Linked DNA regions of Mus musculus: region 2 is linked to region 1. The links are chromatin contacts, found by Hi-C or POLR2A ChIA-PET in ENCODE. All regions are on one chromosome and are shown on one strand. The core of a region is the stretch at or near the end of the contact, and the rest is flanking DNA. Distances in the headings are between cores, read along the strand shown. Region 1 holds the start of Slc31a2 (solute carrier family 31, member 2). Region 2 holds the start of Slc31a1 (solute carrier family 31, member 1).

Region 1 (4,524 bases), core at 1,469-3,968:
CAGAGAGAGCTTGTAGCACGTTATTAGGTAATAAACATAGAAACCACCAATATTGTCACAGATCCCTGTCAAGTGGGAAGGGGTCTCCATAGGCCTTGCCACAGTAGAGTCCCATCAGTGAATCTGTTTCCCTGCAGATACTGCCATGGCCACCGCCAACTCTCTCAAAGCTAGGAGCGCAGATGCCTGGAAGACAAAACATGGGACATTCCGTGGCAGGGGAAAGGGACATCAGGGAGTCTCTGGCTCCTCGAGAACTGGAACTTATGAAATAGGAATCCCGAGGAGCTCCCCACAGGGCTTAGCCACCCAAGTGAGCAGAGTCATGTTCAGGAGCAAAGGAGGGCTCAGGAGCAAGGAAAGACATCAGTGTCCCAACAGTGGCAAAGCCCACGTAGAGAGAGGAACCTGGAGCTTAGGAAGGAGCTAATCAGTGCTCCAAGCCTGTAGAAAGGGCAAAGTCTCTGCTTGGAAGGTGCTCGGTGGATCGACCCCAGATGACTTTCCATGTATGCTCCCTGCTGCTGCTGAGAGCCCTCACTGTCATAGTCCTCCACCCTAGCCCAATGCTCACGCCAGTCTGGTCCCCATCCTAGCTCTGTGCCCACCCCAGCGCCATCATAGCTGCCAATTCTCGTGTCCCATGGTCGGAGTTCTGAGTAACTCCGTTGCGTCCCTTCTTTGATCTTTGAGACTCTTTACCTCACAGATTTCATCCTTTTTTTAATTCCTGGACCATCTCTAGGCTGCCTGAAATGCTTTTTAAGGAGCAGGATAGATTAATACATAATGGCTAGTCGGATTTGCCCCACTACTAGCTGAGTAACCTCGGTGCTCAGTTAATAGGGCCCTATGCTTCTCTCCGGGATGCCGCCGCCTTTCCTGCCTAGATTTTGTCTCAGGATCCAGATCTATGCTGTGGAGATAGGGGAGTGAAGTGAGTCCACAGGCTGTCTAAAAAGAATCCAGAAAGAAAGAATCCTGACACAGACCCCAGTGTGGATAGCTCTGGTGTAATGTTAAGGTCTAGAATTCTGTATCTGAGTCCAGTTCCTTTTCCTGGGAGCCAGGGAAAGGGCAGTCAGTCTTTGGTGGATTATGAGTAACCAGCTGCTCTTGAATACAGGATTAAAAGCTGTAACCATAATATCCACAAGGAAGCTAGAACTAAGTGTGAAGGTCATCAGATTGGGGCAAAGCCAACGAAAACCTTCGAATGAATGAGGCTAAGTTGCTAATCTTTCCATGGGTAATAAGGGGGAAGGGGCATGCATTGGCACAAGAGCCTACTCATGGCTGCTACTGTGGGAGGCATAAAGCAATAAAAAGTAGCCCCAAATTTCCAACTCCCTCCATTGCTTTTGGGTTCCAGAGGCTTCAAAAGGCCTAGCCCATTAGCCACTGAGGTTAGATAGATTTTTACCCTCCTGTGAGTCCTGCAGATATGTTTTCTCTGAGGCTGTACAACTCCCCTTAGCTTTGGCCAAACTCTGTGTGACCCTGAGCTTAACCTTTTGCAGGTGGCTCTCTCACAGGGTGGAAATATTTGCTGTTAATCATGACAATGGCTTCCATTTATCACACAAGGCTCCACTGCCAGGTTTAATGCTGAGAATTCAACCTGTGTTTTCATCTAAGTCTTTCAACACCTATGTGACATAGACTCTAGTATATATTTATTTTTAAATCTGATCAGGAAGCTGAGCCTTAGATGTATAAAGCTGTTTATCTGAGGCCTCATGGCTAATACTCCAGAACTCAGGATTTGAGCTGAGATGTCCGACTCCAGTCTCAGTGTCTCAGCTAACCCTTGGTCAGAGTTCTTTGAGGGGAACATATGGGCAGATTGGTTGGCAAAGGATTGCCAAGTGTGTTTAAGAACGTATATGAAAGATTCTTGATGTTAGGGAAAGAATTAATGTTAAAAGTTTGATATATATTCCTGATAAAATTAAATCAGTGAGATGAAAAGACAATACACACACACACACACCAAAAAAAAAAAAAAAAAAAAAAAAAAAAAAAAAAAAAGCAATGGAAATACTAACGAGAGAAAAAGTTTATCAACCTAGTAAGAAAACAAATACAGCCTAGTGCGTGTGAGGGAGAATGAGAAAAAAGCAGTCCGTAAGCCGAAAGCAGCCCTGGGGTGTAATGGAATCTGAGCCCCGACCTTGGACTTCGGGACTGTGAGAAACAAATGTCCATGGTTTATAAGCCCGCAGTCTATTATAGTTTGTTAATGTAGCCCAAATAAACTAAGATTTTTTAAATTACCTACAAGGAAGATGAAAACCTTGTGCAATATAGAAACGTAATCATTGTGAGAATGTACACAGAAAGAAAATTACAACTGTGCACTGCTGTGTGCTCATCAGATTGTAGAAGATAAAGTGGCGACAGGGAGCGTCTAGGGCGTAGTTGATTTAATGCACTCCTAATTTGTTGTTTTTGTGTTCCTGGGATGAACCTTTTAATTTTGCACTCAACATGTGTTAAGCTTAACGAGATATCTGATCAAAAAGTAATAAACATTTTCATGCTAATTGCCAAGGCAAGGTCAATTACAGGTTGCCTGGGCCGCTGGGGATTTCGGAGATGTCGCACAACTCAGGGGTTGTGCGCGTGGGTCCCCCGCGGTTGGCGTGGCCTGGGCCGTGAGGTGGCGCGCGAGTGAGGACCACAACTCCCAGGCGCCCGCGCGCCACCTCACCGGGCCACGTGACTCGCGTGGCCAGGGCGCGGTAGCAGCCGCAATCCTAGTCGAGTCCCAAGTAGAGTCCTGAGTAGAGTCCCGGGCTGAGTCCCGAGCAGCGAGCGGACAGACGCGACCCGGGCGGCCGTCTAGTGTGCTCACCATGCCGGTGAGTCTGCGCTGTGCAGCGGAGGGGACGAAGGTGGACGGGCTGGGCGGTACCCTGGAGATCCTCGCAGCTCTCGACCCCGGGGTGGGGTGGGGGGGAATGTGTCATCGCCGCTGTCACAGCAGGAGTAGGGCTGGGGAGCGCGGCAGGAAAAGCTAGCTGTGGCTCTGGAAGTTTGTCCCTCTCTGTTAGGTAGGAGTCAGTCACTACAGCCAGGCCAGCCCCAGCTGGGACGCTGCAGGTGGGTTGGAGAGCAAGGACAGCTGTCCGCGGTCCCTTCCCGGGCTCTAACCAGATTTAGGGCATTCCGGAAAGGTTTCCTCCAAGGGTGGTCCCGCAGGGTTCAGCCCCTGAGTACACTCCCCCCGCCCACCCCCACCCCCACCCCCACCCCCGGCTCGGCCTGTCCTGGGCAGGTTCCTGGAACTGTTTCTTTAACATGGACCCAGTTACTCCCCCACCTCCCAATCTTTCCTATGAATCCGAAAGTAGGGCTTTCAACAGACGTGTTTTCCTGGTGAGGTTCCTCTTAGACAGAGAATGACAGCTTGCAAGACTCTGCTCTCTGAGGAAATCCTCTGTTTCTTCATGTCACAAAGGTGTCTGAATGTACGACAGGAAGTCTAGCCAGGCTGTTTGGTGGAGAGGCGTCCCACCTCCTGCAGATCCATTAGTACAGGAAATGGATGGGAAACCCTTAACAAAGGTCTCCAGGCAGTCAGCAGCACCACACAGGCCTCCATCCTTTTCTGGTGTCTGGTTAAAAACGAAGGCACTTTTCTTTAAATTTAACCACAAATAAAAGGAAAACAAAAAACAAAAAAAAAATCAAGTCTTGAGAATGGTTCTTTTCTTGGCTACGGTCCCTCCTCTGTGAGGTGCCGCCCTGCATAAAGCCTCGATAAACTGCCATAGAGGCAGATTTATCTCCAGTGGGAACTCGATAGGGTTCTGCCCTTGCATACCTCACCGCAGAACCTGCCAACTGAAAGCTGCGGTCCCTTTTCCTAAGTCTGGGTGTGCTGATTTCAAATCCTTTTCTTTAGCCAAAATACAGAAGTGAGGAAGGGCAGGGGGAACAGGAGTTTTGAACTCGGTAGGAAGTGGAATGAATCATTCCTTATGAGTGAGGACACCCTGCAGTCTGTCCTGACAGCTGCCTCCTGTTCCTGCTTCCCAACTCTCCCAGGCAGCTGCCTCTCCTCCCACAGGTGGCATTGTCTCCAGGACATCACTGGGCCTCCCTGCTCCTCCCTGCTTCTGTCCCCTCCTGTCCCCTCCTGTTTCCATCTCCCTTGCTAAGTGGTTCAGATGCCCCCAGCCTTCTCTCCTTGGTCTCAGCCTGCACATTTCTAGCATAAGAAAAGGAGAGATTGCTTGAGAGAGGTGTCTAGGTTTTCCTGTAGATGCAAAGGGTGTTGGCTTTTTTGTTTTTGTTTTGTTTTGTTTTGTTTCTTCTGAGGTAGTTGGCCTGGGTCCAAAGAATGATAGAATAAAATGAGTTGTGGAAACTCCCAGTTGACCAGATGAGCTACCAAAGACATTCCATTCATGCATGCCAACTGCTTTACCAGCCAGACTGGGTGAAGGCGTGCTGAGCACAACCTCCACCTGGCAGAGATGGTGCGGGAGGTCTCTCCTGCAGGCCTATGAAGGCACC
Region 2 (4,524 bases), core at 1,494-3,993, 74 kb after region 1:
TGGAAAGAGCTGCAGTGTTCACTGTCAGATGTTCTACTTCCTTACAAAACCAATGGAGGAACAGCCAAATCAGAGAATGCACACAAAACTTTCTCTGGTCTTCTTTTCTTCATTTTATTTTATGTGTTAGTGTTTTGTCTGTATGTATGCCTAAACACCATTTGTATGCCTGGTACCCCAAAAAGCCAGAAGATGGTCTCGGATTTCCAGGGACTGGAGTTACAGACTGTTGTGAGCCACCATGTGGGTGCTGGGAATCAAATCCAATTCCTCCAGTGCTCTCAACCACCAAGCTACCTCTCCAACTCATTTTTCCTAGTCTTACTCTTAAGTTTGATTCTGTTTTCCTAGCTACTACCGGGAACAAAATTTATTTTTTCCTAGCTACTACAGGGGACAAAAATGTATCTGTGTGTAGCTTTCTCTGTTGAGTCTTTTATCATCAAATTGTCTGTTTTCTATGCCTAGGACCCACAATCATATGTGTAAAGTATCTTCAATTCTTAGTTAAGCCTTCCTGGGAAAGGAGATTGATTCCTTGGGTAAGGAATCAGAAGAGCACATGACTGTCACTGTCTGCCTCGTCAGCAGCAGATTCTTTGATGCATGAAAGTTGGAAGCCTTAAAATACCTTCATAAACTGTCTTCAAATATTCTCACATACTAAAGATTATGAAATTAAAATATACCTTGAGACTGGGTGTGATGGCACATGCTTTTTTAATCCCATCATCCAGGGGGAAGACAGGCAGAATCCTGTGAGTTCAAGGTCAGCTTGGTCTATATAAAGAATTCCAGCCAGGGTTTCATAGTGAAACCATGTCACAAATAAATAAACAAACCTTGAAGATATTCAAAAGGCCCCATACACAGGCATACATAAAACAGGCTGTAGCTGAATGTCCAGCCAACAGCAGCAGAGGCTGTAAATGTTTTGGATAACATAGGAAAGAAAGGATACAATGCCCAGTCAACTCAAAAGTAATGGAGCAACTAAATGAATTCAAAGTGGGGCTAAGTGGGTGCAGGCATTCCCAGGGGTCCCGGGAGAATGTGCTGGTCAGAGAGAAATGCAGAGCCACTCACTGGGTGTCAAAAGATCTTAAGTACTGAAGACCAAATAAGAGGGGCTGGGTAAAGTGCTTATTGTATTGAGTTCAGATCCCCAGCAACCACAAAAAAAAAAAAAAAAAAAAAAAAAAAAAAAAAAGACAAGTGTGGTGATGGATGGATACTGGGAGCTTGCTGGACAACCAGTCTAGTCAAAATGGAAAACTCAGGTTCAGTGAGAAAACTTGTCTCAAAAACTAAAGTGGAAGTGTACAGAGAAGGACCCCTGATACTGAACCTCTGTCCTCAACAAAGATGTTCACAACATGCATACATGCATACATCTCTCTCTCACACACACACACACAATCAAAAGAAAGCCAGTCATCTTATGGTCACTCCTGTATTGACTGCCCAGTATTCTAGGAGACTAATCATTATTGGTAGGATGATGTGTCAGTCATTCTTAAGTAGGTTCATCACTATGCACAAAACTTGTAAAGCAGGCGTTCAAAGAAGGGCTGTGCAAAGATGTGAGCTTTGCAGTTAACAAGTCTGAAGGGAGACATGAGGTCCACTAGGACAACGCAAGGGAAAACACTGAGCTAATTATTAAAGGGGGGGGGTGGGGTGGATCTAGCCTGCCGTTAAAGACTTCTCTCCCAAGATGGCATATATGATGTTTGAAAGCAGAAGAAAACGAATAGTCTTTCCCATTGGCGTTACACCTTAGGGCTTAAAAAGCATAATTTCGCAGGCACTTCGTGAGCAATCAATGTGCACCAGGAGTTACTGTTCTGAGACCTAGACAGAAATGAGCAACCATAAGCAGTTCAGTCAGGGCTTAGATTTCAGTAGGTTCCATGTGCTAAGGCTTGTGGAAATATGGAAGATGAAGCAGACTATTCCTCCCGGGACTGTGAAAGCAAAGAATCACCAAAAAGGTAACCTCTGAAGTAGGCTTTGAAGGATGCCAGAGATGGCCCACCAGGTCCTGGTTCAAAGTGTCACCATCCTGTTCTCGGGGAAGAGAAAGTCTCTTGAGTTTACAGCTCGTATATTTATTATAGGAGCTGACTCCTATATAAACTCCGAGGCAAGCAGTCTCCCCAGCAATCCTCTCCATTTCACTGGAGAAAGTGTGATTCACAAAGCAAAAGGGTGTCAAGGGAGGTTCCAGTTCCTGAACCCAGACGGGCCGAGGTGACACCGCTACTCAGAATGCGAAGGCTGAGCGGTGGAACGCGCCGAGGGTCTGTCTAGACCCGGAAGTTGGGAAGCGGCCTGAGAAGAGCCCGACCCCTGCAGCCACCGCGCCAGTCTCTCAGCCCAGCGCTCGGGTCCCGTTCCTCAATCACTCACCCGCCGCTTGGCGAGAGGAAGTCGGTGTCATCCTCGTCTCCGGCACCGAACATCACGTCGGCTTTCGCCCAGCTGAAGGGAGGAGGAAGTTGGATGTTCCCAGGGCCTGTCACCGCCGGTAACGTAAAACGCCGTGGCGGCGAGCTGCTTTCCGGCAGGACAAACTCTCTCAGGGTAGTGAGGCCCAGAGGAGACCCAGCGGTGGAGGAGGTGGAGCAAAGGCAAATGAGGAGGTGAGCTCCCAGTGACGCAAGGCCTCACCAGCCCTCCGAGGAGGTGGAGTTCCTAGGTTCTGAGCGGTGATTGGTGGGATCACCCAGGGGGCGGGTCCAGGGCGGGAATCCGCGGCCTTTACTGCGGTCGTGGGACACGTCGAGCCGGGCAGTAGTGGCGGGGGCTTGGTAGAAGTCCGTACCGGACTAGGGGATCCAGTTCTGAGAGGAAGACTAAGGCGGCGGGGCTTACCCTGTGAAGGTAAGGTCACTCCCCTCCTTTTCCCAAACCCGGCGTGTTCGCTGTCCTTTTCCCTCCCGAACCCTGGACCCCCCGCAGCTCCCTTAAGCTGGGCGGAAGGAGAAAGAGCCCCGGACTAGAAGTCATGGGATCTGAGCCGAACAGTGGCAGGGATCTTACAGCGACATTGCTGTTATGACCTTAGGGCAGGGTGCTCGGTGCCTCAGTTTCCCCATCTACGCAAAGGACCGCGTGTCCAGTGTCTCCATATGCGCTTTTTCAAGGTTTTAAATCTCTGAAATCATCGAGTCTGATCCGGGTCTCTTCGTAATAAACTGATCTGCAGGCAAGAAGACAGAAGAACTAGCCACTTGGGTGACTAGTCCGAGGTCACACAGAGTGAAGAGCAGACCTGGTCCTTTGTATCAGGGTTTAGAGAGCTGATGAGTGAGGAAGCCTGGCCCTTAACTAGACTGTGTGGCATAGGACTTGGGAAAGGACCCTGTTTCTAAAGTCCAGATAAGAGAGGTCCAGAAGAGCTGGGATATTCGGGAGGGTGGATGATGGACGAGACTTTGAAGGTAGAAAGTCCTCAATCCAGTTTTGCTGAGCTGAGTTTTGTTGCCAAGGTTTTAAGTCAACATTGGTTGTCGCTGACTTTTCTGCCTCCAGTTTTCGCCCACTCTGTTGCATGTCTTTCTTCTATATTTCTTTGGTTAGCCTGTTTTGTTTTTGTTTTTGGGTTTTTTTTTTTTTTTTTTTGAACGATCTTGCTTAGCCACGCTGTGGCTAAGCAGATAGTGTGTCCCAGTGTCCATTTCCACAGTTCTCATTGGAGTTCTTTCTGGTTTTCTTCCCAGTCAGGTTGATCCTGTAAGTGTCCCTTTCCGGAATGTTTTAGTCTCTTCTGATGATACTAAAGAGATTGGAAGCTCTCTCCCAGAGAACTTTGTACCTCTTGGCACTTCCCCTGTGGGGCTTTTTATTACAGTTTTTGAACTACTAACTTGTAAGTCTTCTTGCCCACAGTGGATTCTCATTAATTTTTTATTAGATTGAATAATATAACTTAGCTTTGTTCCCTTGTTCCTTAATTTACTCTCGGTTTTTTTTTTCCCCCGTGCGACCCAAAGAGCCAAGCAGTGGCTCTTGTCTTTTATAGGTAGCTTCCAGAAAGATAAAAATGCTGTACTGGCTGTGAACTGTCTGGGTTGCTTGGTCTCTTTTGTTCATTGAAGGTGACTGTACTATTGTCTAAAACTCCAGGGGAGGGGGAAGGGGAAATAGTGTAGTTAGAAATATTATATGTTACTTACAATTTTTGTGAGTAAATTATTCCTGTTTATCTGAGGATAAGGCTGCTGGCCTGCTTCCTGTGTTTATTTTACAGATTAAGATGGTTAGAACAGTGAAATCTGACTGGTAAAGCAGTGATACACTGGAATCTGGGTGGTAGGACTGGAGCCTGTAGCAGTAGCTCTGTTTAACTTGTGAAATTGAGTGGGTAGGAATGAATGGATAAGTTTATTCCAGGAACGCTTTCTTTATTTTTATTTTCTTTCTTTTATTTTTGTTTATTTATTTATTTATTTTTGAGATGATCTATTTATGTAGCTCTGGCTGTCCTAAAACTCATTATGTAGACCAGGCTATCCTGGA

Evidence for each region. Hi-C counts contacts between places; a loop is a spot of excess contacts on that map. ChIA-PET counts read pairs that join two places held with the same protein, here RNA polymerase II (POLR2A).
Region 2: POLR2A ChIA-PET joins it to region 1 with 15 read pairs in embryonic stem cell. The contact joins the promoter of Slc31a1 here to the promoter of Slc31a2 in region 1. A Hi-C loop is called at or near these places in 1 of 37 maps with a recorded cell type or tissue (Patski). POLR2A ChIA-PET finds 5 or more read pairs at or near these places in 4 of 5 experiments (Patski and embryonic stem cell).

The regions. Positions count from the first base shown.
Region 1 is chr4:62,283,711-62,288,234 of GRCm38, forward strand. It overlaps Slc31a2 (solute carrier family 31, member 2), which reads left to right and starts at 2,719. Exons shown (of 4, transcript NM_025286.3): 1 at 2,719-2,864. The coding sequence starts at 2,859.
Region 2 is chr4:62,357,958-62,362,481 of GRCm38, forward strand. It overlaps Slc31a1 (solute carrier family 31, member 1), which reads left to right and starts at 2,744. Exons shown (of 5, transcript NM_175090.4): 1 at 2,744-2,886. It overlaps Fkbp15 (FK506 binding protein 15), which reads right to left and starts at 2,639. Exons shown (of 28, transcript NM_001045528.2): 1 at 2,413-2,639. The coding sequence starts at 2,465.